6 separate regions of the Homo sapiens genome follow, and regions 2, 3, 4, 5 and 6 are each linked to region 1. A link is an interaction called in ENCODE POLR2A ChIA-PET data of the cell type or tissue named here. Cell type or tissue: OCI-LY7. All regions are shown on one strand. Region 1 overlaps PRKAR2B (protein kinase cAMP-dependent type II regulatory subunit beta). Region 2 overlaps PRKAR2B (protein kinase cAMP-dependent type II regulatory subunit beta). Region 3 has its middle 80 kb from the start of PRKAR2B. Region 4 overlaps PRKAR2B (protein kinase cAMP-dependent type II regulatory subunit beta). Region 5 has its middle 53 kb from the start of PRKAR2B. Region 6 overlaps PRKAR2B (protein kinase cAMP-dependent type II regulatory subunit beta).

Region 1 (4,000 bases):
AAGGAACTTCTCTGTCTCTCACCTGCCCCATCTATTAACAAAATTGATCATACATACTATCTATGAGGCCATCTCTGACAAAAGGATGGTGTCTTAAGTCTAGGCAGGGAGCAGTGGCTCACGCCTCTAATTCCAACACTTTCGGAAGCTGAGGCAAAAGGACTGCTTGAAGCCAGGAGTTCAAGACCAGCCTGGGCAAGAAAGGAAGACCCATCTCTACCAAAAAACAAACAAAAACAGAAAAAAATGAAGTCTAAAGAGAGTAAATGTAAGACGAATCATTTCTTTTTTCTTAAAATAAGAACTATCCTACCTTCCAAGTTTCACACATTGTTTCTAATAGGCCATCCCAGATCTCAGCACTTTCTGTGATTCTCCACACTTCTAAAGTAGACCCTGCAGTTAGTCACTTCAGTCTTCTTCACTGAATCTCTCACCTTAAAATATTCCATCATTCCCCAACCTCCACTGTAGGACTTTATTACTACTACTACTGACAAACGATTTTCTTAATGGGTCAAAAATAAACCCCAAATTGATGGATTCATAGGTCCCCTGTTTGTATTTGCACAACTGAAAAAGAAACACAATTGTTTTTCAACATAGCTGTTAACAAAATCTTGACGGCTGGAAATTTACTGGAATCCATGGAATGAGATTTGCAACAATAAAATAACCATTCAATATTCACTCCTGTTCTACCCAGACACAGCACATCAATTTATGTGCATCCACAAAAAAAAAAAAAAAAAAAAAAAAAAAAAGCTGGTAACTGTCTTATCTAAAATAATAGCTAAATGGTTTGGTTTTTGATAGAAAAATTAAAGTACTAATGCTTCAATTTCTGTTTAGGTGTTTCCATTGTATGTCTTCAAAGTGTAAGTTACTCAAGCAAGCCTTCACAACTGGTTTTACTTCTCTCTTGCTCTCTCCCTCCCCCTTTCCCTTCTGACTTCATTATCTTTCTCCCTCTACCACCCTTCTTCCAAAGCCCAAAGTAATAGATGGTAAGAGAAGGGGTTTTTTGGTTTCCCAATTTCAACCCCTAAAGCAATCCACCTACTATTACTAGTAAAATGAATAATGTTCTTAACTTCTGCTTTGAAAATCACAATCACTATCTCTAACTCAAAATAATTTTTATTATCTTTTCTGACACTATTGTTTTATGCTCATAACTAAAATAATGGCTTCAATATTTTAGCCATTGTCATGAATGATTTAATCCATTTCAGGAGGATTTAAAACCACCATGTAAATCTCTAATAGCCAAAAACTATAAAGTCTCATTAATTACAAAATCCTGGAGCTCTTAGCTACAAATTATGAGCTGAAAAGATATGGATTTTATTACTGTATAACATTAAATCCTAAGTAAAACTGCCACATAAGCTCATTCCCTGCTTCACCTCGCCAAGAAGTGCAATACTGGATTCATTTCCATAAAACACAATGAAATTGCTATTCTGCAAAAAAAAAAGTATATAACTCTGTAAGATTTTATATCAATGATATAAACTTTACAATATTTTGCTTGACCTTAAGGATGTTTTGTAAATTCTCCAAATTCCCTTTGAACTGTAAAAACCAAAAGGTAGGTAAGATTCCAACAAGACTGGACATGGGACAGAGTTAAGAGGATTAAGCCACAGTTATTACATGGTAAATTTCTATTTATTACTTTTGATATGCTTGTCTTATGGGGTATGAGTCTATATTTTTGGTATGTGTATCTACTTTGAACTCTAGATCTTTTTCTTCTATAACTCAGAAAATCAGCTCTTTATTTTCTATCACGGTAGTTATTTTTTCTCCCAGGTTGACTGCTCTGCATGTGCCCATGTGTAGTTAATTTTGTTTCTGACCACTTGTCCATTTATCAGAGTAATCTGAATGGTATTTACTTCATTTTTTGTTTCAGCAATTCCACTGAAGAAATTATGGGGCAACACAAGATCTCTTGATGATGCCTATATAAAATCATGAATTACCACAGATTTTACTCCAAACTAGTACTGATGCAATGCTATAGCCTACCGTAAACCTTCTAAGAAATTCAAGGCCTAGGGATGCTACCCTTTCAGACATGACATGTCAAACTGTATTTGCTTTCTCTAGGACGGGGAAGAGGGAGACAGAGTAGATGCCAAGAGGTTTCCATTATGGCTTCTTTCTGGCCTTTGAGAGTTTCCCTAGAAAGGGTCACCATAAGCCACTATCATTCTAACATCTAAAGCTTGCTCTTTCGACCAGAATTGATAGCAAATGGAAAGTAACAATTAGAATTTATAAGACTGGAAGAGAATAGGAGAGGGAAAAGAAAGCTATTAGAAGAGGAAGGGATCCTTTGGAAAGGTAGGAAAGAAGATGACCTTCACCCATCTGACTGTTTGCTCTAGCGCCACCTACAGCCACACCACCTGACCCTCAAAAATCACCGACCCCTGGCCAGACAACATTTTTTCCAGCTAACTGCAGGTGCCTGGCTTATTTGATTAAACCACCACATTATAAGGTCAAGGTCACATGCTTGATCCCTACGTTTGTCCTACGTTTGTCAATGGGCACAAGTTGCATGGTCAAAAACTTGCCTTTTAACTCCAACCTCTCATAAATACCATCACTTACGTTAAAGACATTCACAAGAGAGGATATGAACCAACAATGCAAATCCATCAGCATTACTAAAAGAAAAAAAAACAGGAAAACCTGACTTGTGAGTCAGCCCACAGAACAAATTCCATTTAAGAACTCCCTGATCATCCTGGGCTTCAAGGTTAGATACATAAGAGTAAGAAATCAGGCTTCCCTACTTACTCGTTTTATGTGTGACCTTGGACAAGTTAATTTTTCAGAGCTTTAACAATAAAACACATTAAGGGTCCCAAATAGAGCTTGACATATAAGGGATACTCAGGTTATGCTAGCCCCAGCCCCATCTGGAGATAGAATCGGGCAGTCAAGAGCACAGGGATGAAGCCAGGTCCACCTGTATCCCAATCTTGATTTTGCAGCTCACGTGAAACACTGGGCAAGTGATGGCCTTATCGTTCTCATAAAGCTGAGACAAAAAAATTAAAGCATTTAGACAGCACACAGCAATTGTCAACTAACGGCAATTATGTTTTAAATGTTAAGAAGAATATAGTATTATCACTATCTGTTAATGTTTTCCAAAGTACAGTCATGGAACTATTGATATCAGAATGACCTGGGTGGGATGTCTACTGAGGGGGAAGAAAAGGATATCATGTCCCATCTCAACCTATTTAAAAAAGCTCTCCAAAAATGGTACAGGGTAATGGTCATTTCTGAATCAAACTTCCTTGAGATATCTATGAAAATTTCAGAATTACTGACCCAGCAGGTCTTGTGCTGTGTCATAGTAAATTAAGACTTGTTTTCCAATCCTTATTCTTTACTATGCCAGAATTGCCCAGTATCTGGGGTTCTTTTCTAATGAGACACATTTCTGGACATAGATGTCAAACTGATAGGCTCATACTTTTTAGGATCACTCCTGTTTTTTCCCCCAATGGTACTATTTTGACTTTTTTTTTTTTCTTCTAACCAGGGGTCGGCAAGCTATGGCCTTGATCTGCAGCTAATTTTGTACAACCGCAACCCTCAGAAGGTGTATGTGTTTAAAAAAAAAAACTGAAGAAGAAGTGATCAAGACCACATGTTGCCCTAAGTCTAAAACACTTACTAACCGGCCCTTTACAAGAAACCTTGCCAATCACTTTGTAGCCTATAATTAAATGTTTTTCAACTGGAGGTCTCAATACAATTTAAAATAGGGAGAAATAACTGATTCAAATAGGAAATATCAAAAAGCACTGCATCTGACAGAAGGAAGTACCTGTACTATTGCCAAAGTTTCTGTTATACAGATGTATGTGCCTCCTGGATAATGATCAAATTGTATTTGGTTGCAGTCAAAAAGTTTTAAAGTCCTTGGGGGTGAGGCTAGGGAGTAAATAGTGCAATTGTTTAACAA
Region 2 (4,000 bases), 72 kb before region 1:
CTTAATGATGTAACGACTTAGGGACGTAGTAGCTGCTTCTCCACATGAAACCTCAATCTTACTTATGTACTTTTCAGAGCTACAAAAATAAGTTTTTGTTTATACTGTTTAAGGCCAAAGAAACAAGAGGCACTTTTGCAACACATGTACTCAAAAAAAGGGGGGGAGGGTGACGCAGAAATTACTACTTTCCATTTCCAGGCATAGTCATCTTTTAGTTTACTTTTTACTAAATAAATAGTAGAACTGAGCTGAAAGACATAGCTTAAAAACTGCTGAAATCACAGTGGACAAATTCTTACAAAAACATTAGGGCCTGCAAGAAGTCAGCTGCTGAGCAAACTATGAAGACTCACAGATTTAAAAAATAATCCTAACTGCTGTACTGACACACTGGATGTGATTTTACCGTGATTTGTTTGTTTCAGAGTAACTTTCCGTTGTTATAAATTAATAGGCGTAGAAGGTCTTTCCCAGTATTTTTGTTTACTAGAAACACTGTCTAAGAAAAATAATATTATCACTATGAGAAAGACAGCTGAAAACACTTTTCATCACCAGGATACATTTTGTAAAGAGAAATACTCTCTGGATAAAAATAATTCTGCAAGACTCACAGCAGGAGTAGGCTATTGGAGATGAGACTAGGAAAAGAAACAGTCAAAATAATTCCATTATGTCTCCTGTTAACCTACATGCCTGTTAAATCTTTTCTATGATTATTTTCCTTATATATGACAAGGGCATCAATTTAAAATTCATTCATTCAGTAAATTACATACCCTGGACTCTGCATCATCTTCTTCTTCATCAGGATTATAAGCTTCTGCACATACTATAAAAACAAAAATGAACATCTTAAAGATTGTTTCATCAAAAACCATACTACAATGAGTACATCGTTAACACTTAATGAACAAAAAGAGTACCACGGTATAAAAAACCATTAATTCACCTCAACCAGGAGAAGCAGTCTACCCCCCAAAATTGGTTTCATATTGCAATTTATAATTTACTTAAAAATAAAGCTGTATTTTAGGGCATTGACACTTTCTTTTTTATTTCTCCTATTTAGAGAAACATAGCTTAAACCTTTTCATTTTCATTTCCAAGGCATGATATCTAAACATTACCTAAAGGAACAGAAACAAAAGAAAAGGCTGTCTGCCATGAAATGATGAATTTAATCATATAGTTGTGACTAACTTTCACAAATTATCCATAATCTAAATATTATGGAACAAATATTAACATTTTGCGTACTTCAGCGACAAATATTAACGTTTTGGGTATTTCCTTCCAGTCTTTTTTCTGGGTTGAGTTTACATTGCATATGCAACTTAAAAACCTACTTTTTTCATTTAACACTGTAAGAATTTTGCATGTCATTAGAAACACTGTGTAAAGATTATCATTTAAGGATTGCAGATTATTATATGCCGTAAATAACTATTTCTCTAATACTGAACATTTAGCTGGCTTATATTAAAACAACTTTGCAGTAAACACCTTCATGCATCGATATTTGTCTATATTTCAGATTATGCTGTAAGCATTATTCCCAAAGTTATTTGCAGGGGCTAAATTGTATGACCATTTTTAGGGCACATTTATCACCATGTTTCTTTCTAGAAGGATTGTACCTATCGATTGTCCGACAAAAAATATGTAATAAGACCCCCCTAACTGTACAACAGAATTGGATGCTATTGCTTAAAATCTTTGTCAATTTAAATAAATAATTTAAAATTTTTTAAAAAATTATTAAATAGTTTGAATTTAATAATATTTAAAAAAATTTTAAATTATTTATTTAAATTGACAAAGATTTTAAGCCATAGCAAATGTTTATAGGATGGTTGTATTTCCTCCTTTGTCCTTATCTATAGGAAATATTTGGTTTTCTTTTTGACTTAAATTAGTTTTTTCATACCACTTTATCTGTCATATTACTCACAATCATTTTATCCAATTTGCTTTTCAATTGTAACTACAAAGTTTTTATAGATTATGCATATTTATTTTTAATGTCATGATATCTATGAGGAAAGAAAATTCCCCAATGTGTTTTAAACCCAACATTAAACATCACAGAAGTATCACTGCTTTTGACCTTGAAAACCCTTTCCTTATTTGCAAATCTGAAGATTTACTTCTTTTTCATTCAGTTGTTTAAAGGTAGAGCTTTTTACATGTACTATTTAATCTACATGGAGTTTATTCTGGCATAGATATAAAAATTTAAGGACAAAGAATAAATGAAAGGCTGACGAATGTCTTCCTAGGTCCCTCAGGGTGGCATCAAAAGTAGTATCATCTTTGGTACCACTATTCCCATTATTATTATTATATCATAAAACATTTTCTTTCCCCCAGGCACCACTCTAAACACCTGAACCAGTGACTCTTAACCAAGAGACTCTTAACCAGTGACTCTTAACCAAGTACTAACCAGAGGTGATTCCACCTCTGTGACATTTTAATTGTCACAACTATAGGGGGTTAGAGGGATGCCACTAGCATCTACTGGGTACAGGCCAGGGATGCTGGAAGCATTCTATGATGCACCGAACACCCCGCCCTGAACAGAAAGAATTACCTGGCCCAAAATGTCAACAGTACCGAGGCTGAGAAACCCTGATCTAAAGTACATCATCTCATTCAACCTCACAACAACCTTAAGGTAGGTGTTAATGTCATCACTTGACAGATGAAAGACTAGGGCACAGGAAAGCCAAGATCATACATACATCCTAGTAAGTGACAGGACCCACGTTTTATCCAGGATTGTGTGTCTTGACTCCAAAGCTCTTGCTCTTAACCACTATTCTACACATGACTGCTTTGGTGAATTTACCCGCGTAATTCCTGGACTTCAGCCTTCAGTCTCAGAAACGTAACAGGAATGGACCAGTCATGCAGAAGCAGGCTCACATTAAAGAACCTCACTGACATATGAAACCAGATTGCCAATTTAGTAACTACCTTCCTGAATGAAGGATGGGACCAGCACAACTAGCTAGATCTCTCCCTGCTGGAAAACCAAAGAAGCAGCCAAGTCACTATTGAAAGATTGCTTGGTGAGCAGGAAATGGGAAGTAGGAAACTTTGTTAAATAAATTGAATGTTTCAGGGAATCAGGCTGGATAGCCTGAGGCACTCAATAGGGATGGCCCTGCCAATGTGTCTGGGACACTTTAACTGGGTTGGCTGCGACTCTCCAGAGAACACAAGGATATCTACTTCTAAAGCTTGGCTCTCTAACTTTCTGTCCCCAGAGATGGCCAACTTCATAGGCAGGAATGCTACATAATTTGTATGGCCCAGTGCAAAAACAAAACAAAACAAAACGAAACAAAAACCACCATATATGGGCCCCATCTTCAAAAATTAAGACTTTCCAAAGGACAACAAGAGCAGAGCATTAAACCAAATGCACGGCCCTCGTGAGTGCAGGGCCCATGAAGCTGGCCATGTTCACAGGATTGACACATTCAACGAGGTGGTGCAGTAGGCAGTAGGCAGTAGGCAAGATATTTGGTTAAGATTAACTTGTTTTACACATACACACACCCCCACCCTCTGATCCATTACTGTTGATCTTAAATTTTAATTCACAGAAATCAATCCTAATTCTCAAATTTCTAAGTGCCTAGCCCCTAAGTCCTAATTAAAAATCATCTGGAGTAAGAATCTACTATTTTTCCAAAGAGTTTATCAATTGTCTCAATATTATTACTTAACACCCTGTTGATTTGTGATACCCACTTTATCACATAGTGTGTTTGTCTGTTTCTGGGCTGTTTCACTGAACTATACATTGTGCCAGTACTACAAGGACTTAGTTCTTGGCATTCCTGTTGCAATTGTTTCACTACATTAGAATTCATCTACCCCCACCTTCTGCAGCCAAATCAAAATAAAGTATTTGCAGTTCTGTAAAGCTGTCATCGTGCCTTATAAAGCTCCTTATCAACACTTAAACTGTTTCTTCTGATTG
Region 3 (4,000 bases), 84 kb after region 1:
ATCCTTCCAGCCCACATGTGATCTAATTCTTCTGATACACTGGGCAAGAACTCGGGATACAGAAGGCTGTCACACTGGCCCCCTGCCCTTGTGATAAGGCAGAGGGTTTATTGAACTGATTAGCACAAGCCATATGTAGATGGCTAAGCTGAGAGAGCACACTGTAACACACATCCGCTGGGGCTTCGGAAGTCGCAGACCCCCACCCATAGACGCTGCTGAGGGGCTGGAGCCCAAAAGTGCTCCCTACTGCCTCTGTACCTGCCCCCCTAGGAGTCTGAGCAGCGGGGCTACTGAAGGAGTGAGCCACACCCTTGTTGCACATCCTGAGAGGGGCATAAGGGAACTCTCCTCTTTCACCCCAGCCCTCTCAGTTTAAGATACAAGCATTCACCTAATGAGTAACTGGTGATGAATGAACAGTAACTGGAGAAGGCAAGCAATAAGGAGGAGAGCAGCTCCCAAGGAACTACTGACATCCTTGCAATGGCATTCGGAGGTGGCTCAGCATAGCTCAGTCTGAACCAAATCCATGCTAAGAAAGAGACAGAGTGGGAATTTATTATTATCTTTTCAAATACTTGCTGGAGTCACTTGCAAATCAGAAGAAATACAACATTGTATGCAGCTATGTTGCCCACCTATCTGGAGCTTTAGAAAGGATGCTCTCAAAAAATTAAAATGAAGGAGGTGGCACGGAATTAAACTATGAACTCCACACAATGGTACAGAATAGAATACGGAATGTGGAATATGCAAAGCCATTACAAAGACAATGTTCTTCAGCTTGCAAGACAGTGAACTGACTAATATTAAGCATAGCTAAAGAAATAATGTGAAAATCAGGAGCATGGTGGTCAGCTTGGGGATTAGAGTCATAACAAATAGAAAATATAAGGAACAGTTGGCAGGACCCTCCAAACCATTGTCCAGAGGAGATGAAATAATCCCCCTTCTATTGGTGGGACCAATCCCATCATGTAGGTGAAGCCTCAGGCCATCTCAGCCTGATGCCATTAGCATTGGATTTATCTGGAGAACTCTTTTTGTTCTGATTTCCTGCTCTCCAGGCAATCTTTGATTATTATCTGACTTCCTCTGTCATTTTGCCTACGGAAATGGATCTGTTACAAGGGCTTTTAGTATTCCATTTCTTACAATAGTTTTCTTTTTCTGACTGTAAAAGAACAAAATGGCATTTTGACCACTATATTATTTGGCCTGCCCTGTAGGTCCACCAACCTGAGGAGGAAGGGCTGGTTATACAATCCATGAGTGTTCCTGTTCCTGGGAGAGGTACTTCTCATTATAAATGAATAATCTGGTATTCTGTTTTGGGGGCTTAGTGAATATGAGTCTGTCCCTGAGGAGGGTTCATGTACTTTGAGAGCACTTGGGTTTCTGAGCCTGGAAGGAAGAAAACCTGGCTCAGGAACGTGGAAAGTTCTCTTGGTGAGGACACAGCCTACTGAGCTTTATTTCCTATGTGATAAGCACATATGCTTCAAGTTGCTGTTATTTTTCCATTTTAGGCAAAGATAAAATGTTCAATGCATAATGTAAGATCCAGTGTTTACTGTGCATGATATGCTCCATATTAACATCTAGGTTTCTAGAACATAAGTGTGGCATTGTTTTCATCACAGTCACACTTTTAAAAATTCCTCTAAACTCAGTATAAAATAAACAATGTTTTAAAATTTTAACTTAATTAAAATCCTAGTGCAGATGCATTTATTACTAGGTCTACTAATTAAGTAGGGGAAGGAAGAAGGCAAATGAATTATTTCAACCCCAAACTCAACCCCTCCTATTCCCCTACATGCAAGGGATGATATGAGATTTGTGCCAAGAGATGAGAATTTCCATCCTGTTTGGATTATGCTGGAATGCTTTTGGAAGATACGTAAGAGAAGAAAACAGTATGATTCTCTGTTTACTTCTTTTTTGGATACACATTTATAAGCCCTCAGAAGCATGCCTCAAGAAAGCATGATTTCTAATCTAAAGTAAGCAGAAGCTGGGGTTTTTGAACGGAATGGCAGGATTGCCTAAGAGGGGATCCTCTCCGGTGATAATGGCTGCTGTTTCCATGGCAATTGCAGATTCACCTGCACATCCAGTCTCTGCTCCTTTTGTTCATAGCAAACTATCATTAAGCAGCCACCAGTACTATCAGCAAGGCAGAAGCATTTAAGGAAACTGGTTCCCACCATTCTGTGTTCAGATCTTTTGTTCTGTAATGGATCTGCAACTCCCTAGTGTCTTGTTGACATAATAGCATGAGGCTGCTAGAAAAAAATGTTTGTGATCTCACCTGGGCCAAATTTTTCTGAGAAAGTGGTAGTGTTTAATTCTCATATCCAGTAATTCCCAAACACTCGTATGTCTCAGAATCCTCTAAATTTGCAAAAATTCCCAGGCCCCACCTCCAGAGAATCTGACTTAGTAGGTCTGAGATGGGGGAGAGGTTTGAGGTGGGGCTGAGGACTGATTTTTTTTTTTTTTTTGAGACAGTCTCGCTGTGTCGCCCAGGCTGGAGTGCAGTGGCGTGATCTCGGCTCACTGCAAGCTCTGCCTCCCAGGTTCACGCCATTCTCCTGCCTCAGCCTCCTGAGTAGCTGGGACTATAGGCGCCTGCCACCCCACCCGACTAATTTTTTGTATTTTTAGGACAGAAGGGGTTTCACCGTGTTAGGCAGGATGGTCTCGATCTCCTGACCTCATGATCCGCCCGCCTTGGCCTCCCAAAGTGCTGGGATTACACGCAAGAGCCACGGCGCCCGGCGGAGGACTGAATTTTTAACAGGTACCATAGTTTATTCAGTTACAGATGGTCCCAAGACAATATGTCAGAGACACCTTATTTTGGATACTCTCCAAATAATCCAGAAGAGGAGAGAATTGGACACTGTCCCCTTCATAATTTTAAAGAAGCTTATGATTTTAAAGAGAACAGTTGACTCTCAACGAATTTCTCTGGCAAAGAATCTAGTTTGAATATACTCAGGCCATATGGCTTTAGTTAGGTGGCAAAGTCATTTTAGGATCGGCCTGAGTGTTAGATTTGCTTTTGAGGCTCAGATCATTATAACTCGTTTTCAGGGCTCCCTCAGAGCAGTATCTAACATCTGCTTTCTCATCTATAGAAAAGACAAGGAACTACTCCCATGGCAGGACAAGGCCAGCTTCAGAAAACAGGCAGGTGGGGCTGTTACTTCCAAGGGCAAAACAAAGATCAAGTACTAAACCATGCTCTACCTTTCTCATAAAGGTCAGTGTGGGCTTCAGCTTTAGGAAGGCTGGAGCTTCAAAGCTGTAGGAGGGAGAAGAAGGCATCTCTTTGATTCCTTTTCTTGCTGATGCTTAAAAAAGCTATGAGCCCCACACCTTGAAGAAGACCTCCTGTAGTAATCTCTCTTCCTTCATCTTTCAATTTTTCAGCCTCCTAGGCTTTAGATGTTCTAAGATAAAGTCTCTCCCCACTCTTTTAGTGTCTAGGTTGTGCTGATGCCTCTTTTAAACATACTGTGTTTGTTAGATACAGACTACTGCAGGCACTTGCCTCTGGGGATGGCCTTGGAAAAGACTATGGTACATCTAGGAAACCTTCCCACAGAGTTGGCATTTAAGGTACACAGGAATCACACTTGGTGGCTTAAGTTTAAATTCAGAGCATCCTAAGTACACTTTGCTCCTGCCCCAACCCCACAGTCCCCCATTTCAGAAATAACTTCAGCGTGCGTGTGCCAAAGTGCTGCAGGTGGTACTTGAGCTTTTATTCAAATGCAGTTTCTCTTTGAAGGAGAACAAAGTAGATTGGAATAAAAGTCCTATTTTTGGAAAAGAGAAGTGATGCCCTGATAGATATTTGCAATGTAAAAACTCCTTTCTATAGGAAAGCATCCTCAATTACTTCACTTTCTTTACAGCAGGTGACTCAGGAAGAGCTCCAAATCACAGCAAGTACCTGTTGACCATGACTACTTATATTGCTGGT
Region 4 (4,000 bases), 77 kb before region 1:
TAACATCTTGAGAGATGAGAGAATATCTTCCACAGGACAAACACCTCAGGCTTCTTTACTTCTTGCTCCAACAGCAGTATATTCCCCCAAACTCAATATTCCTCTCCTGCAGTTCAACCTACTGTGCATTCAAGCATCCGCAAGGGGGCCTTTACCATCACCCCAGGGTGATCAGCTTACAAAGAGGGCAAAACTCAAGACCCTGTACAGTTCTTGACACTGTCACTGGGGGAAAAAACAAAGCCATTTCTATTATTAAGATTTATCTTACCGGATCCAGATTCTTAAACAGCAGGATGTCTTTGCAAGCCTCTTGCAACCTATTTCTTTGATCATCAGTTTTTGGATGTATAATCTAAAAGGACATCAGATTTAAAAAACAAAGACATTAGCCAATACCATCTCACTCAAAGAGATTTTAAAAACTAACAAAAATCAGAACCAACATTAGAAAGAAGAACTGTTAGCGCTCAAGTTTGCTTCAGGTTGGTGCTGAGATTCACTTTTGGTGACTGGTAACTTATGAGCCTACCAAGTAGGGGAACATAATTCACCTTGTTCGGGGGAGGTTGGTATCCATTCATCAATATAGCACTGAAATGTTTTTCAAAAGCATATTTTCCCCTAGGTTAGCAAGTTCATTATGCACACAACTGTGACTGGCTAGGAAGATTCCAAAGCTCCCAGCCAGTGGGGACCCGTACAAAAGGACAACAGGTGCCAGCAGCTACACTGAAAATTTGGACTGCTGTCATTCTGTTTCTACTGAGTTTAATACTCTTTCAGGATGTAATTCTTTCTTTTGAATCTTGATAAGGTCCCTGGAAAGAAGTAAAATGTTTAAATGTATATGGCATTAGATGCCGAATATATTTTTACACATGTGGTATGTACCTGCCCCACAGCGAGCAAGTGATTTTTAGAAGGGAGCAAACAATCATGCACTGCCACTCCAAGAGAATATGTGTTCCAGGGAAAAAGAGTCCAAGGAGGCTGGCTGGTGCACTGATTTCAGAAGGAACTCAAGGAAACTAGTGTGCTATATTCTCACTAAACTTGTATTCTAGAGTGTGAAGAGTGGCAGAATGCCGTGTGTGTAAGTGTGGCTTGCTATCTCTCGAGTCCCTTTTCACTAGCAGGAGGCTCAACTGACTTGGACCAAAAGGTCCACTCTTTTGTGAACATGAACAGTTTGTAACTATAAAATGAGTTAGAGGGGCAAGGGGTAGTCCTAAAAGCAGCAGACACGGAGTTGGTTTTCCTGAAGACCTACACACCACCCTTTCCTATTCCAATGCTCACTCAAAGAGTGACCACAAGAGCTGATGGGCAGGTACCTTGCCTCTTCAGGCAGCCTGCCCTACCATCAGAGCATCAGAGCTCACAGAATCAGGCAGCAGTGGAGTTTATAGCCACAAACATCAAAACTCACAATGGGAAATTTAAATCAGCATTTCAAACCACATCAGATGGCTAAAAATTAATGAAAATTATAAGCCTGAAAAGAATTGGGGAAACTTATAGTATTGCTAAACTATTTATATGTAAACTATTGATATATATACCATTTATTTGCATTATGTAAAGACTACATGAAAGAACTACTAGCTAGTAAGAGAAAGGGTCACTGCACTTTCCCCTCTAAGGGTAAGGTAGATGTAAACCTTTGTTTACTATCTGCCCAATATTCATCTCAAACTAGATTCTAAGATGACACACAAACACAGACAAAGTAGATCCCAGGGACTTCTCATTCACTGCTGCATAAGAAACCTTTAAAATTCAGGTATTAACCAAACCACACCAACCAAACTTCACTTCCTCCTACTTCAAATAAGGAAGGCTAACACACTAAAACAAAACAGAAAGTCATTTCTCACTTCACAAAATCCATCTAGAACTTCAAACCAAAGCAACCGAGATGTCTGCCTGCTGAGAAGCTGTTCTCAGAAAGGAAAGGGGGGAGAGGAGAGTGCATCAGGCATCAGTATCGTGCACCTGCTTCGCTCTGGTCAACTTTATGTCTTTCTCTCCAACCCATTCAATTCCTATAAGCCTTCACACAGAAATCCAGCTTTTTCCTCTTCTCTCTTCTTCCTGCTACCTCTCGTACCAATGACGACTTTTTTTTTTTTTTTTTTTTTTTGAGACAGATTCTCACTCTGTTGCCCAGGCTGGAGTGTAGTGGTGCGATCTCAGCTCACTGCAATCTCCGCCTCCCGGGTTCACGCCATTCTCCTGCCTCAGCCTCCTGAGTAGCTGGGACTACAGGTGCCTGCCACCACGCCTGGCTTTGGTTTTTTTTTTTTTTTTTTGTATTTTGTATTTTGTATTTTTAGTAGAGACGGGTTTTCACCATGTTAGCCAGGATGGTCTTGATGTCCTGACCTCGTGATTTGCCCAGTTCAGCCTCCCAAAGTACTGGGATTACAGGCGTGAGCCAGCGCGCCTGGCCTCTTTTTTTTTTTTTTTTTTTTTTAAGACACAGTCTTGCTCTGTCACCCAGGCTAAAGTGCAGTGGTGGTGCACTCGGTTCCCTACAACCTTTGCCTCCTGGGTTCAAGCGACTCTCCTGCCTCAGCCTCCTGAGTAGCTGGGATTACAAGTGCCTGCCACTGTGCCCAGCTAATTTTTGTATTTTTATTAGAGACAGGGTTTCACCATCTTGGCCAGGCTGGTCTCAAACTCCTGACCTCATGATCCACCCGCCTTGGCCTCCCAAACTGCTAAGATTACAGGCATGAGCCGCTGCACCCAGCCCAATCACCATTTCTAAGTAGTATTTTTTTTCTCAGCCCCACCTCCATCACTATGGTCTACTGCTCTCCTCCTGTTTCCCTTTTCCCTCACCCTGCCATTACTCCTCAGCACTCAGAGTCCACTCTCTGTAATTAACCTCGTCGGTAAAATCCCTCTTCACTGGGGAAAGTAAACAGCCAGAAAGCGGGTGTGGTCTCTGACACTCCAGCTCCTCTGTACTGCAGCCACCTGCTCTGAAGATGCTCTCCTACATTTTTCCTCTGGGGCTTAGCATGATCCCACCTAAGGGATCTCTCTCTGGATCACTGAGGCCTCAGCAATACACCCAAAGTGTGATTTTAGTGTACTAGAGGCCACTTTGGTTTTCATTAAAATTCATTCCTGATTTCAGATAAAAATTTTATTTGTTAAACAAACATAGCATAAATACATGCCAGGTACTATTCTAAGGGCTTTACTAATATTAACTCATTTTATCCTAGTGACAGATCCCATGAAGCAGGTTAAGAAATTTAGAGTTAAGGAAATCAACTTGCCCAAATCACTTGTCCAATGTCATCCAGTCCACAAGGTGCAGAGCCAGAATTCATGCCAGCCAGGCCAGCTACAGAGTCTATATTCTAAACCAGGGATCAGCAAACTACACCTGCAGGCAAAGCTGTTTTTGTATGTATGGCCTCTAGGCTAAGAATAATTTTACATTTTTTTAATGACTGGGGGAAAAAAAATCAAACAAATGATAATATTTCCTGACACATAAAATCTATATTAAATTCAAATTCAAGCGTCATAAAGTTTTAATGTAACCCAACAGACATGCCTTTCATTGATGTATTACCTACAGCTGCTTTCAAGCTACTATAGCAGAACTGAGTAGTTGCAAAGGAGACCCCATGACTCCCCAAAGCCTAAAATATTTACTCTCTGAAAATAGTGCATTTTTCAGTTAAAAAAAAATTTACCAAAAAAAGTTTGCCAACTTCTGCTCTAAATTTCTGCTGCCTTTCCATTAAAAAAAAAAAATTAGAAAAACAGTTAACAAGTAAGGTTTTAACTTAGACATTTTCTTTAAAGAACACTGTATATCGGTCAGGCACAGTGGCTCACGCCAGTAATCCTAACAGTTTGGGAGGCCAAGGTGAGTGGATCACTTGAGGCCAGGAGTTCAAGACCAGCCTGGCCAACAGGGCGAAACCCCATCTCTACTAAAAATACAGAAATTAGCCAGGTATGTGGTGGT
Region 5 (4,000 bases), 58 kb after region 1:
AATTTTAGGTGAACTCAAAAACCATGTGTGTTTTTAACACATATGAATAGGAATGCCCTGAGGGGCACTTATAAGCTGTGCTCTCCCATGCTGCTTGACCATTCCAGCTTTTTTGCTTTGCTCATTCCAGATTTAAAATCTTGGGCAGGAGCATCTGATTGGCCAAGATTGAGTTACACACATGAGCCAAAATTTCCAGGGATGGTAAATCAAGGATCAGGTTCTTCCACTAAGACCTATATGATGGGGAATATCATAAACATAGGAAAGAGGCCCTTCAGATACCCTACAAATCTCCAGTACACTTGGCATGCAATCCCTCCCCAGCAGTCACTGTCATATAAGTGAAACCACAGGCTATGTGGGGGGCTGAGGGTGGGGGGAGGAATTTTTTGTTTGAATCCACACACCAGGGCATGCGTTTGGATTCAGATGGGTATTCTCCATTCATGTGCATTAGTGATATTGGGGACGTGGGGAGGGGCTGTAAGGAATGTTGGTTCATGTGATTTTTAAACATTTTTAGCACCAGCTTGTGAAGGAAGTGTGAGCTACTTCCTTCTCTCATACCAGATGCCTCCTTAAGTCTTTTGATTTCTTCCTTCCCATCAACATGCTCATTAACAAATTCAGAAAATATGGTTTTGATTAAGTAAATGGATAAACAGATGCCAAACCTGGGCGGAATAACAAGCAAAACTAGTGATGTTTGCATAGAATTGGTTTTAGGCTCAGTATTCTTATTTCCTTTGGTGGTTTGCATAGTGGAATAGAAAGGTAACTTATAACATTTCCAAAATAAATTTTCAGCATGAGAAGAGATAGGCCTTCAATTTGGGATGGTTTAGATTTAGTAGGAGAAGTTACCAGAAATCATCCTTAGAAATGAGATTCATTTGCTGGAATGAGAAATCACCTCTTTGAGTGTCAATTTCCCCACATTGAGGGAAGTGGCCTAGACAGAGCCCAGAGTTCCTTCTAGTCTTCGTCTTTAAGAGTATGATGATGAAGAAAAACCATATAAATATGATAGTCAGTGCTGCAAAACATTCAGTAGTTTTTAGTGGTTTGTATGTGAATATGTTATTAAGGTGAAACGATTGTAAATGAAAAACCATCTACAGTTTAATTCAGTGGTAGCTCTTATTTGTGGGTTAGCATTCTTAGTTGCAAACAATAAAAATTATAATTTAAGCAAAAAAGCAATTTATTGAAAGGAACTTGGACAAGTCACAGAATTTCCAGGAAAGCCAGGCTCAAGACTCAGGTGAGAATAAGAGCCCAAATTATGCCACAGAACAGAAGATGGAACACACCTGTTATTGTCAGTAAATGCTGGATGTCCCTGTTGGCTTCACAAGGCACAGATGAATTCTTGAGCATCGCAGCTTCTTTGCTTCATTTTTTTTCTAGATTTAAAGTTTTGGGAAGGAGTAGCTGATTTTGCACCTGGGCCCAAATTTCCAGGGATATTGAAATTAAGGATCAGACTCTTCTGCGAAGACCTATACAATACGGAACTCCCCTAAACATAAGAAAGCGCCCCTTCAAATTCCCTACAAATTTCTACCACATCTGGCATACTGAGGATCATCTTTGCCAGTCCAGAGACGGGAAGAGAAGAAATAGCTTTTCCTAAAAGTCATTATATTATTCTACAAGTGAAGAAGCAAACATCTCTATTTATTTAGAGTTTCACCTCCTAAAAAGGCACAGAACTGAAAAACACATGCTTCTTGATGCATTAAAATTTAATAGTCCATTAGATATGCAGAGAGTACATTAAGTCTGTCTGGATAGAAATAGTGAATGTTTGTTTCAGTTTTTGTAGCCCAGCTTCTGAACTTCCTTCTTATATCTGCAAACAAGAATTGTTTACTTTGTACAGAAATCTTTACTGTGTGCTTTACTGTGGTGCACAGGTTGCTAATATTTGACAAGCTGAAAATTCAAGATACATCCCTTCTTAGCTTCCATTACAGCTGTGTCTTGGGCACATGATGTAGACACCACAACCAGATGTGCCTGCCCAGACCTTGGACTGGGAGCTGGGGACAATGATGGAGATGGTGAGGAAGGCTCTCTGGCAGTGGGGCAGTAGAGGTGGTAATACTGGTGGCTGCCCCAAGTGCTGAAGGCCAGTGGTGTTAGTGGTACAGGTGTCCAATGTTTGGTACTGGTCAAGAGTTGTCCTCTGTAAGCCAGTTCTGCAGTATGATTTTAAATGGTTTTCCTGGCTGCATAACCATGATCTTAATTGTCCAATCATTCTGGTGATTCTGATACCCAGTGCTCTTTTAATGATCTGTTTCTTTTCTTTTTCTTTCTTTTTTTTTTTTTTTTGAAACGAGTCTCACTCTGTCGTCCAGGCTGGAGTGCAGTGGCGCAATCTCAGCTCACTGCAAGCTCTGCCTCCCAGGTTCACGCCATTCTCCTGCCTCAGCCTCTCGAGTACCTGGGACTGACTACGGGCGCCCGCCACCACGCCTGGCTAATATTTTGTATTTTTAGTAGAGACGGGGTTTCACAGTGTTAGCCAGGATGGTCTCCATCTCCTGACCTCGTGATCTGCCCACCTCGGCCTCCCAAAGTGCTGGAATTACAAGGTGAGCCACTGTGCCTGGCCAATGATCTATTTCTTTTAAATAAACCAGAGTAGGCCTCTGGGAACTAAAACTCTGATTGATACATTTTGATACATATTGGCACCTTAGTATCCTCTGAAAATATCCGGCGTAGGGCCTGATATCCAGTAGGAGCATGGTAACTATTTGTTGCAGACAGGAAGAAAAGAAGGAAAGAAAAGGAAGGAAGGAAAGAAAGAAAGAAAAAGGGGTAGAGCATGTAGTTTGGAAGCTAATTGTTTTATCACAATTTGTAATTTTGAGGGGTTGGGTTCACCCAAAAAGAAAAATAGAGGGTACCTGGATAGTTTACTGCAAAGTCACAAGGACAACAAAGATTGGAGATTTATTTTGAGAGAGTCAAAAAAGAATAGATGTGATTTGGCCTTACGAGAAAATGCAGGGTCAGGCGCAGTGGCTCACGCCTGTAATCCCAACACTTTGGGAGGCCAAGGTGGGCAGATCACTTGAGGTTAAGAGTTCAAGACCAGCCTGGCCAACATGGTGAAACCCCGACTCTACTAAAAATACAAAAATTAGCCAGGCATGATGGTGCATGCCTGTAATCCCAGCTGCTCGGGAGGTTGAGGCACGAGAATCATTTGAACCCGGGAGGCAGAAGTTGCAGTGAGCCGAGATGGTGCTGAAACAGAAATTAAAAGAAATTAAAGAATGCGTAAGCAAAAACTCAGTTGTATGTAAGAAAACCCAATTCCCCCTGAGGAAGAGAAAGAGTTGGAGTCCTTTAAAATTAACTGCCTGTTTTTCTGTGGCTAATGAGACTTATCTCTCCCTTTCCCAGGCATTGTGAAGACTGTTTCTCTAGCTGTGCAGCTGCAAGGTCACTAGACAGATAATCTGAAGTCGTAAAACATGTTGTGCCTTAAAAAGTAAGAAATAATATAATGCATGTCTCAATTGAATAACTGTCTTTGTTTCTCGCTTCTGTAATATGCTTCCCCCTGCACAGATCTCCCCCCGCCCCACGAAATGCTTAAAAGGTAGCTTGACTCTTTGTTCAGAGCTCAGTCCTTTGGATGTTAATCCAACTGGGTCGGTGCACCTAAATAATTAAATAATTGCTCCTCAACCCCTCGGTCTCTCTGATTCCTTCATTATCCCGCAGCATCGCCACTGCACTTCAGCTTAGGCAACAGAGTAAGACTCTGTCTCAAAGATAATAATAATATAATTAATAAAAAATATAAAACTCAGGTGCAGAAATAAAAATGTATATATTATTATATAGGTTCTGCTACATGTAATAGATACTCCAAATAACTGTTTTAAATAAGATGAAAATTTAATTCTTTCTTATGTTACAGTAAGAAGTAGATGGTAAGAGAGATGGTGTGGAGGTTTTATTTCATGAGATC
Region 6 (4,000 bases), 52 kb before region 1:
ATGAAAATGAGGAAAACCTAATAATGCTGGTGAACCCCAAAATTGGGGGGTTCTTGGCTTTGCTCAAGAAACTCTGGGAGGGCTCTTGGCTTTGCTCAAGAAACAATTCAAGAGCAAGCTGACAGTGAAAGAAACCAAATTTATTAGAGCAACAGCGTATAGCCAAATGGCTGCTCCATAGACAGAGCAGGGCCATCCCACAGGCAGAGTGGCCCAAAGCAACCTGCAAGGATAGCTGTATTTATACCCACTCTTAATTATATGCTAAATTATTCACAAACTTTCTAGAAAAGGGGTGGGGAGTTCCCAGAACCATATAAGGTAACTTCCAGATCATTGCCATGGCATCATTTGTAAACTGTCTTGGTGCTGGTTGGAGTATCTTATGCAAATATATTATAATTCCTAGTTCTAGCTGTTATTTTTTTCTTTTTGAGACGGAGTCTCGCTCTGTCACCCAGGCTGGAGTGCAGTGGTGCAATCTCAGCTCACTGCAACCTCTGCCCCTCCAGGTTTAAGCAATTCTCTGCCTCAGCCTCCAGAGTAGCTGGGATTACAGGCACGTGCCACCATGCCCGGCTAATTTTTTGTATCGTGTTCTGATCAGCAGACTGGTGAGTCTTGTTGATCTCCTGTCTCACCTTGGTTACTTGAAAACTATCTTTAGAAGCACAATACAGCAGAATGAGGAGCATGGCCAGTCCTCATCTCAAAAGGCAATGAGGAAACTAAACAAAACTGGAAAAAAAAAAAAAAAAAAAAAAAGGATCAGGGCTCTGGAAATCAACCAAAGGCATACAACAAATTAAGAATTTATTCATAAAAATAGCTACTGATTTTGAGTTAGGACAGTGGTAGCCCATGGCATTCCTGCCTAGGGCTGCAATCCCTCACCCACCAGGTTGGTCAGCATGGTGGTTCTACCAGCTTTGCAGGAAGAGGCTAACTTGATTGAGAGAATACAAGAAAAGCAAAAACAAAACAAAACCAAAAAACCGACAAACAAGCAGGAAGGGTAGAAGCTTAGAGAGCCTGACGCTTGGTCCTGGATGCAGTGAACTAACCAGAAATTTAACAGAAAATGAGGCAGACACGGAGGCACTTGATAAATTCTCCAAGCATCCGTGGCTGCCTGGAAGGCAGTGTGGGTAGGACGGAGAAACTGGGCAGTGCCCTAGCCCTCTACATATCTCTAGGCTGTCGAGGTGGCTACAGCGCACTTAGAGGAGGTATGAGTTAGCTTGGCAGAAAGTAAAAGCTAGTATACTTGAAAACTGCCTAAAATTTGGATATGCCCCCAAACTCACACAAGTCCCATTGCCCTTATAATCTGACCAACCACTGGTCACTGCATCACGAAGATACAGGGGCTAACCTTGAGAGGCCAGGGTTAAAAATAAAAACAAACAAACGAAAAGCAGAAACATTAGCAGCCACATACCATGGCAAAGACAGAGCATACAGATTTAGTAGACAAGCTACAAAAAAAAAAAAAAAAAAAAAAATAAGCAACAACCTGGAGAGGGAGGAAATCAGAATCCAGAACTGCTACAATGTATAATCTAAAATGTCCAGTCCTCAGCAAACTTGTAAGATATGCAGAGAAACAGGAAGTGTGATACATATTCCAGAAAAAAGCAGTCAACAGATATGATCTACAATTGGGCCAGTTGTTAGACTTAGCAAAGATTTCAATTTCAAGGCAGCTATTATAAATATGTTCACAGAGCTAAAGGAAATCAGGTTTAATCAATCAAAGAGTAAAAACGACTCAATAAAGAATCTCAATAAAGAGAGAAATTCTAAAAAAAAAAAAAGCAAGTTCTGGAGTTAAAAAGCACAATAACTGAGATGAAAAACTCATTAGGTGGGCTCAAGAGATTTGAAGTGGCAAAAGAAAGAATCAGGAACCTGATGACAGATTAAGGGAAATTATTCAATTTGAAAAACGGAAAAAAAGAATGAATAAAAATAGACAGTCGTAGATATCTGTGAGACATCAAGTATACTAGCCTAAGTATAATAGAAGTTCCATAAAAAATGGAAACAGAGAGAGAAGCAAAGAAAAATGTTACAATAAAATGGCCAACTTTCCAAATTTTACAAAAACATTTATGTAGATTCTAGAAGTTCAATGAACCTCAGCACAGAATAAACACAATGAAATCCATACCCACACACATTTTAATCAAACTGTTAAACTCAAAACCAGAGAAAATTGTCAAAGCAGTAAGAGAGAAATGATTTATTTCATACAGGGGAACAACAAAACAATTACTAACTGCTCATCAGAAACAATGGAAGTCAGAAGGTAGTGAGATGGTATATTCCAAGTGCTAATAGAAAAAACTATTGCCCAAGAATTCTCTATTTAGCCAAACTATCTTTTAATGAGGACAGTGAAATGAACTCATGTCCAGATAGATAACACTGACTAGGAGTATTTGCAGCTAGCAAATGCACCTAACAAGGAATTAAAGGAACTCTTTCAGGCTAAAAGGAAATGATACTAGATAGTAACTCAAATCTACAGGAAGAAATAAAGAGCACCAGAAAAGGTAAATATGTGACCCACAGAATGATATAAAATATTTATAAACCATGTATCTGACAAGGGATTAATATCTAGACTATATAAAGAACTCCTACAACTCAACAACAACAACAACAAAAACAAGCAACCCAATTTAAAAGTGGGCACAGGACTGGCCGGGCACGGTGGCTCACGCCTGTAATCCCAACACTTACGGAGGCCAAGGCGGGCGGATCACGAGGTCAGGAGATCAAGACCATCCTGGCTAACATGGTGAAACCCCGTCTCTACTAAAAATACAAAAAATTAGCCAGGCATGGTGGTGGGGGCCTGTAGTCCCAGCTACTCAGGAGGCTAAGGAGAATGGCATGAACCCAGGAGGCGGAGGTTGGAGTGAGCTGAGATTGCGCCACTGCACTCCAGCCTGGGCAACAGAGTGAGACTCCGTCTCAAAAAAAAAAAAAAAAAGATTTCTCATGCAAGATGGCCGAATAGGAACAGCTCCAGTCTACAGCTCCCAGGGTGAGCAACGCAGAAGACGGGTGATTTCTGCATTTCCAACTGAGGTACTGGGTTCAACTCACTTGGGCTTGTCGGACAGTGGGTGCGGCCCACGGTGCAGGGCGGGGCATCGCCTCAACTGGGAAGCACAAGGGGTCAGGGAATTCCCATTCCTAGCTAAAGGAAGCCATGACAGACAGTATCTGGAAAATCGGGACACTCCCACCCTAATACTGCGCTTTTCCAACAGTCTTAGCAAACGGCACACCAGGAGATTATATCCCGCGCCTGGTTAGGAGGGTCCAACACCCACACAGCCTCAATCACTGCTAGCACAGAAGTCTGAGATCAAACTGCAAGGCGGCAGCGAGGCTAGGGAAGGGGCATCCACCATTACTGAGGCTTGAGTAGGTAAACAAAGCAGCCTGGAAGCTCAAACTGGGTGGAGCCCACCGCAGCTCAAGGAGGCCTGCCTGCCTCTGTAGACTCCACCTCTGGCAGCAGGGCATAGCTGAACAAAAGGCACCAAAAACTTCTGCAGACTTAAATGTCCCTGTCTGACAGCTTTGAAGAGAGTAGTGGTTCTCTGGGCACGGAGTTTGAGATCTGAGAATGGACAGACTGCCTCCTCAAGTGGGTCCCTGAACCCCGAGTAGCCTAACTGGGAGACACCTCCCAGTAGGGGCCAACTGACACCTCATACAGCTGGGTGCCCCTATGAGACAAAGCTTCCAGAGAAAGGATCAGGCAGCAACATTTGCCGTTCTGCAATATTTGCTGTTCTGTAGCCTCTGCTGGTGATACCCAGGAAAACAGGGTCTGGAGTGGACCTCCAGCAAACTACAACAGACCTGCAGCTGAGGGTCCTGACTGTTAGAAGGAAAACTAACAAACAGAAAGGACATCCACACCAAAACCCCATTTGTACGTCACCATCATCAAAGACCAAAGGTAGATAAACCACAA

What was found. ChIA-PET counts read pairs that join two places held together with the same protein. Peaks named below come from ENCODE experiments on the same cell type or tissue, not always from the same donor. Only the 100,000 strongest peaks of a DNase experiment are listed, where the experiment ranks them.
Region 2: POLR2A ChIA-PET joins it to region 1 with 7 read pairs; 4 of 35 experiments call an interaction of 5 or more read pairs at or near these places.
Region 3: POLR2A ChIA-PET joins it to region 1 with 7 read pairs; 5 of 35 experiments call an interaction of 5 or more read pairs at or near these places.
Region 4: POLR2A ChIA-PET joins it to region 1 with 5 read pairs; 4 of 35 experiments call an interaction of 5 or more read pairs at or near these places.
Region 5: POLR2A ChIA-PET joins it to region 1 with 7 read pairs; 4 of 35 experiments call an interaction of 5 or more read pairs at or near these places.
Region 6: POLR2A ChIA-PET joins it to region 1 with 5 read pairs; 3 of 35 experiments call an interaction of 5 or more read pairs at or near these places.

Annotation. Positions count from the first base shown.
Region 1 is chr7:107,047,098-107,051,097 of GRCh38, reverse strand. All of the region lies in intron 1 of PRKAR2B (protein kinase cAMP-dependent type II regulatory subunit beta), which reads right to left. Among named protein-coding and RNA genes, the nearest start is that of PRKAR2B, 4.4 kb to the right of the region's middle. In OCI-LY7, CTCF peaks have their summits at 2,197 and 2,404 (motif pointing left); DNase peaks (open chromatin) are centred at 907 and 2,437; H3K4me3 peaks cover 3,659 bases; H3K27ac peaks cover 3,284 bases.
Region 2 is chr7:107,118,787-107,122,786 of GRCh38, reverse strand. PRKAR2B (protein kinase cAMP-dependent type II regulatory subunit beta) reads right to left here. Exons shown (of 11, transcript NM_002736.3): 3 at 783-835. Among named protein-coding and RNA genes, the nearest start is that of PRKAR2B-AS1, 41 kb to the right of the region's middle. In OCI-LY7, no CTCF peak of the experiment used is centred here; no DNase peak of the experiment used is centred here.
Region 3 is chr7:106,962,764-106,966,763 of GRCh38, reverse strand. No RefSeq gene overlaps it. Among named protein-coding and RNA genes, the nearest start is that of PRKAR2B, 80 kb to the left of the region's middle. In OCI-LY7, no CTCF peak of the experiment used is centred here; a DNase peak (open chromatin) is centred at 3,833; H3K4me3 peaks cover 1,056 bases; H3K27ac peaks cover 1,226 bases.
Region 4 is chr7:107,124,567-107,128,566 of GRCh38, reverse strand. PRKAR2B (protein kinase cAMP-dependent type II regulatory subunit beta) reads right to left here. Exons shown (of 11, transcript NM_002736.3): 4 at 272-355. Among named protein-coding and RNA genes, the nearest start is that of HBP1, 42 kb to the left of the region's middle. In OCI-LY7, a CTCF peak has its summit at 158; DNase peaks (open chromatin) are centred at 166, 1,916 and 2,932; H3K4me3 peaks cover 1,929 bases; H3K27ac peaks cover 3,324 bases.
Region 5 is chr7:106,989,295-106,993,294 of GRCh38, reverse strand. No RefSeq gene overlaps it. Among named protein-coding and RNA genes, the nearest start is that of PRKAR2B, 53 kb to the left of the region's middle. In OCI-LY7, no CTCF peak of the experiment used is centred here; no DNase peak of the experiment used is centred here.
Region 6 is chr7:107,098,641-107,102,640 of GRCh38, reverse strand. All of the region lies in intron 2 of PRKAR2B (protein kinase cAMP-dependent type II regulatory subunit beta), which reads right to left. Among named protein-coding and RNA genes, the nearest start is that of PRKAR2B-AS1, 21 kb to the right of the region's middle. In OCI-LY7, no CTCF peak of the experiment used is centred here; no DNase peak of the experiment used is centred here; H3K4me3 peaks cover 2,675 bases; H3K27ac peaks cover 2,663 bases.